2 separate regions of the Homo sapiens genome follow, and region 1 is linked to region 2. A link is a loop called in an ENCODE intact Hi-C map of the cell type or tissue named here. Cell type or tissue: endothelial cell of umbilical vein. All regions are shown on one strand. Links, peaks and the distances in the headings refer to the core of each region. The heading gives the core; the rest is flanking DNA.

Region 1 (2,910 bases), core at 180-2,679, 62 kb after region 2:
TGAGACGCTGTCACAGAGCAATGGGAGCGCTGAGTGATGGAGCTGGATTTGTGCTTTTAGAAAAGCTTTGTTGGCTGCTGTTGGGAGAATGGATTGGAAGGGGGTGAGACTGCAGTCAGAGACTCCCATAAGGAAGCTGTTACTGTAATCACAACAACAGATGCCTACACTCCTTCCCAAGACTTCCCTCTCTGATCTTAGAAGCATTGTCAAATCTGGGTTCCCAGCCTGCCATGGCAAGCTGCTTGCTACTTGGGAGTGAAAAGCCCTTGTGGAGCTTTTTCTTATTCGGTGACTGCTCATAAAGTGCCTTCACCTCGCTTGCCTTATTAGCCAGTCCTGCCTCCAAATTACCACCACTTGCTCCTTTCAGGAGTCTCTTCCCCCTAAAGTCCCTATTACTCCTTCTCTCTGCTTTCAGATCAGAAACAGAAAAAGTCACCTTCCCTAAGAGTCTGCTCCAGTCCAGTAGAAATGCTTTAAAATTTTTCTGGCCTCAGCTGCCCTTCTTGAGCACAGAAATTTCTAGAATATTGAATGAATCACTGGTTCTTTATAATCATTTTGTCCAGTTTCAATCACTGCATTTTAGGAAAGATTTGAAAAACTGAAGGACAAAGTGGGGCCTTAGAGGACTTAGGATTCTTTCAGAGGAAAGTAATCTAAAGAACAAGTTAATGTTTCTTCATCGTTTGGGAATTAGTTATTAAATGGAAGATGCCTGAAAAATTATTCTCTTAATACAGTTCTTCAGGAGGACAGCATTAAAAGGCCTGGAATTAAATAGCCACAAGGCACATTTAGATGACACAGCAGGAAGAACTTTCCAGTAAAAACTATTGAATAGGATACCGTGTTCAGGCAGAAGTCAGGAGACTCTCTTTAGGAGAGCTGAGAAATAACTTGAGGGGGAGGGGCCACATCTGGGGGAGGATTTTATAATTTTTAAATCTCTTAAACTATACAGCTTTGAGATGGAATGATTAAGCTGAGCAGGCATTTGTTAACATCCTGAAATACGATTTCCATCCTGTCCCTAGAGCCTGCCCTCGGGGTCCACTGTAGACTGGCCTTCTAGAAGAAACCGCCTTATAAGGCTCTCTTGGATAGTTCAGTGACAGAACACCCTTGGATGGAGTCCAAGGCCAGCTAGCCTTCACTGATTCAAAATTCCTCCCTACAGTGGATGAGATTATGATGCTTCCTTTACCTCAAGCCACCCCTACCCCACAAACAATCTGACCTCATCTGTGTTTTTCATTGTTAGACAAATAACATCTTGTTTTTAGCAGCTGGGGAACCCTGAATTATCGTCAAAAAAATTTTTAAGCCAGGGAATATGAGTGTAACCTTTATTTGAAATTTAGGAGTGGCACAATTAGAAAGCTTTGAAATGGAAGGAGACTTAGGTATATGTGAATTAATAAGCCCACTTATTTAAGGTAATTTCAAAGATTTCCCAGTGAGTCTTTTACTCTTATGTGGGGATAGCAGTGGAGGACTAGAAATGTTCAAGGGAAGCTTCCCCCAGCCTGTCATATATGGCTTTTCCAGGTCAATCAAGACCGTCTCCTCCACCAGGCCTCTGAGAGAAAATGAGATCAGAAGAAAAAAGCCAGGATGATAATGGGGGGAGGGGGGGAAACGTTTACTTATTTATTTTTTTTACTTAAAATTGATTGTGTTAAATAGTTGACCTCTGTTTTATCCCAAGTTGGATTAATGGCAAAATGATATGGCCCTTTTGAAAAAGCTAATGTGTTGAATTGCCTTTACTGTTTTACAGAGGAGAGCAGTCAAAGTTAATTAGAAACAGCTGGAGCTAACAGTAAGCCTCACCCCCATCAATGTCCCTACCAGGAGAGGGTTACCAGGGAGAGGAGCAGTCCCGGGAATCCAGGGAGGGGCCTCTGGTCCCAAAAGCAGGCCAGAGTTGCAGAGAAGTTTTGTGTCTGAAAAATAAGAAAGGTTCATTTCAGGTGAAACAGACCTAGGAACCCTGTGTTGACAAAGCCCCATTCATATGATATGAAGTTCCCACAGTAAAGAGCACTGACAAGGCCAAGGCCAACCCGACAGGTTCAAAGCAGGCTTGGCCACTGTGAAAAAACAACCCCCTCAAAACTTCAGGAGAATGTATATAATAAATGAAGGTACAATTTCATACCTTCACAGGATTATTGAGAAGGTCAAATTACATAACAGATATGAAAGCACTGTGTAAACTATGCGGACTATGCTGCACCAAATAACTGTAAAGAATTATTAACTAGACTGTAAATGCCTTGAGGGCAAGGAATGCATCTGCAACGGGTATTTGTGAAGTACTTGACAGTTTGCTAAGGACTTCTGTGGATTTTCCTCATATGCTACTCATAACAACCCTGGAAGGTAAGGGGAATTGTTATCCCAAATTCCAAATAAAGACACTGCAGGTCAGACATCACACAGGTGGTAAATAGCAATTCTGGTACTTACTTTAGATATTCTGCTACAGGCTTGCTATTCAAAGTGTGGTATGTAGACCAGCAACATTGACTCTCTGTGCTATCTTTCTTTTTTATAAACTCGGAATTATTTCAAAATAAGAAGTTTCTAACAAAAGAGATTCAGAAGAGTCAAACCCTTGGGTGTGAAAAAGTTTTAGGAAGACTTTCCTGAATTTATTTTGCCTATATTTTGTTTCTGTTGAATGAGCAAGGGGGTTATATGATATATTTGTGTCTAAATACATCTAAAAGAGCTCTTTCATTCGCATAAAATAAACATGCTGTATGATAACAAAGTTTATGTCAGAGTTGAGATGGCTCTTTATGGTACATATATGCTGTGCCTTCTAAAAAATGTCATATTATATTCAGTGAAAGATGATGTTTCTTAAAATGAATGAATGTCTCTGAGGTGGCTAAC
Region 2 (2,910 bases), core at 252-2,751:
CCTTGCTGATTCTGTCAGCAGCCCGTCTTCCCTTTCCTTCCTTTTCATGTCCTCTGCTTCTTCATGAATTAGCTACAGTTCTGCACTGGCTCAAGATGAAGGGGCTATGGACAGAATATAGAAAAACCTTCATAGGCCAAGCACAGTGGTTCACACCTGCAATCCCAGTGCTTTGGGAGGCCGAGGTGGAAGGATCACTTGAAGTCAGGAGTTCGAGACCAGCCTGGACAACATAGCAAGGCTGTCTCTAAAAAAAAAAAATAATAATAATAATTTAAAAAGTTTAAAAAGAAAAACCTTCCAAAATTAAGAGACTGTTGAGTTTCTTGAGGAACGAAACAGAGCTTTCTGGGGCACTCTGGCCCTCTCCACTACCTCTGTCTGCTCTGTCCTCCTCCTACCTCAGCCTGCTCCCTCAGGCAACTCATCTTTTACACACCCCTTTGTCTACAGATTCTTCGCTACAGAGAAGCTACAGAGCTCTCCATATTTTCACCAGACCATTCTTTTCAACATTCCAGTCCCAAAATCTCAAAAGACTCTGATTGGCCCATTCCCACGCATTTTTGTCGCCTTAAGGTAGGTATCCTGTCCAGGTCTAAACAGAGGGAGCTAGCAAAGGAGGTTTTGGTCCTGTGGCCTGGCATGGTTTCCTCAGCAGAAGAGGGGAATGGGGGGGAAGGTTAAGTTTGGTGACTGCATCTCTAGGTAAGCACTAAAAACTTTCTTTTTTTTTTTTTTTACCTTGAAGAAGGCTTCAGAGAGAAACACCAGCTGGCTGAAAGCAAAGCACTTGTTATTCAAAGCATTTCTAGACAGAAGACAACCTTGACTACCATCCTCAATGAAATAGCAGCTCTTAGACTGGCTGCTTTCTAAGCATTATTTCCAAGCAGTCCCTATTGGCCTGGCAAAATGAAGAAATGGGTCTGTAGCTCAAAAGATAAACTTAGACTGGAGATTAAAATGTGGTTGTCGTCAAGACAAGGCAGTGAAGAGGGTGGCGGTGGGTTTGCGAGGGTGCGCAGAGTGAGTCTTAGAAGAACAAATAATCCTGGGATCAGGGACGTTTAAAGGATTGGCAAAGGAAGAAAATTCCTGAAAAACGGAAAGTAACAGCCAGGGAGACAGAAGTCTCAGAACCAGAACCTAGCCAAGGTGGGACAGAATTTGAAGGGAGAGAGCGCCAGTTCTAGAAAGATCAAATAAGAAAAGGGTGAGCTTCAAGAAGTGAAGGGCCAGGCGTGGAAGAGGCCATCGGGAGCCCCGTGCAGTATCCCCCATAGTCGGGAAGAGGCAATGCCTCCGGCGCAGACATTTGCGGGTCCCAAGGTCACGCGTAGGACGCTGACCGGGAAGGACAGCCCCGCCGCCTTCCCGCGCCGGCTCCTGCGCAGTGTGTGACGACGGTGCCCTCTGCCGGCGACAGTGGGCATCACACTGCACGCGGAGCCCCTCCGCTTGGGGAACCCGAGCATGAGCGGCTGGCAGGCGCGGGAGTCTCTAAAAATAAAGCTCACTACACGAAAGGAGTCGGGAGAGGACACCACTGGGATGGGGACGTTTATCCTCCTCTGCACTTCTCCTTGGTCAAGTGAACTGGACCAATTTTATCCAAAGCAACGGTTACGCCTGGAGCCACAAAAACTCCTGAGTCCGAGTCAGCCCCATGCTGTGGATTGAGACTCGTCGTGACCCGCCAGGTGCGGACCATCTGGAGATGGCGCGGCATAGTAGGCATCAGGGCGGCGCCGGTACCTGAGCCTCACCGCTGAGCCCAGGAAAGGGGGAGAGGGAAAAATGAGACGCAAGCTGGGAGAGGACGCATCGGCTGCACAATGCTACCATCTACCGGACTCGTCCGGGAATGCTCTGCCTGCCGCGCGCTCGCCGGGCTAGCCCCAGCCCTGGACTGCAGGGGCGCCGCGTGCAACTCAACAGCACAAGGCGCTGACATTAGTGGTGGGTTTTCAGGCACAGCAACACTGGGAATCACTGACTCACGCAGCAGCTCAGGAAAATAAGCAGTTGCTTTGTGTTTTGAGGTTCTGGAAATTGGTCATGAATTTTTTCATCTTAAAACAATAAAGAAGCTTCTAGAAAGAGAAACACTACCATGGGCAAATGAAAGAAAGTCTCCAATAAGTGTGAAAATAAAAAGCAGACTAGTCTTTGGGGTCTGGAATGGTGTGGGTGGCAGGCTTTGGGTCAAAGTCACTTTGGGTCTTAAATATGTCAGCTCCTTTGGGTTGTTTCCTCATCTGTAATATCACAGTAAAGTGGGCCTCCAGGAATGTTTTGAGGATCAGATACAATGATCCTTGAAAAGAGCTTGGAGAAGGATAAAATTATATGTCATCACTGGATGTGATCAAATGCAAACTCTTGTTCCAAGTTAGGGTTGACTAAGCAAGATCTCCCACATCTAGGATTTTTTGGTGTTGAGAGGACTATTAGTGTATCTCAATTCTATTTTTCCAGGTAGTGTTTTCAATAAAACCTGACTTTTTTTAAGGCTTCTCCCATACCACCCCCAGGGATGTTGTGAAGAATTAAATCAGTTTCATTAAAAGCTCACCTCTGTCCTTGGAGAACAGCTACTAGAAAATGATTAGGGTATTTGTGTTTTGGAGTTGTATTTGTTGATAAGTTGAAATAAAATGTCAATCTTATTTTTAGAAGCTAAACAAAACATATGCTAGACATTTTTGCAGTGAGTACAATTCTTCCAGTATTGCTGTTAGCAAAAAACTTTTAGACAAATTAACAGTTTATTTGAGCAAAGAACCATTCATGAATTGGGCAGCACTCCAAACCAGAAGAGGTTCAGAGAGCCCTGCCCAGTAGTGTGGGCAGAGAGATTTTAAAGGCTGAACAGGCAAGCAAAGCAGAGAAATCACCTGATTGGCT

Evidence for each region. Peaks named below come from ENCODE experiments on the same cell type or tissue, not always from the same donor. Only the 100,000 strongest peaks of a DNase experiment are listed, where the experiment ranks them.
Region 1: it touches region 2 in a loop (6-fold over the local background); 9 of 110 quality-filtered maps call a loop at or near these places.

Annotation. Positions count from the first base shown.
Region 1 is chr4:57,100,419-57,103,328 of GRCh38, reverse strand. All of the region lies in intron 1 of IGFBP7 (insulin like growth factor binding protein 7), which reads left to right. Among named protein-coding and RNA genes, the nearest start is that of IGFBP7-AS1, 7.9 kb to the left of the region's middle. In endothelial cell of umbilical vein, for the core only: no CTCF peak of the experiment used is centred there; a DNase peak (open chromatin) is centred at 1,128; H3K27ac peaks cover 2,001 bases.
Region 2 is chr4:57,162,694-57,165,603 of GRCh38, reverse strand. The region is part of intron 1 of IGFBP7-AS1 (IGFBP7 antisense RNA 1); the gene reads right to left. Among named protein-coding and RNA genes, the nearest start is that of IGFBP7, 54 kb to the right of the region's middle. RefSeq lists a silencer at 1,929-1,978. In endothelial cell of umbilical vein, for the core only: CTCF peaks have their summits at 1,422 (motif pointing left) and 1,923; DNase peaks (open chromatin) are centred at 1,443 and 1,883; H3K4me3 peaks cover 548 bases; H3K27ac peaks cover 404 bases; H3K27me3 peaks cover 253 bases.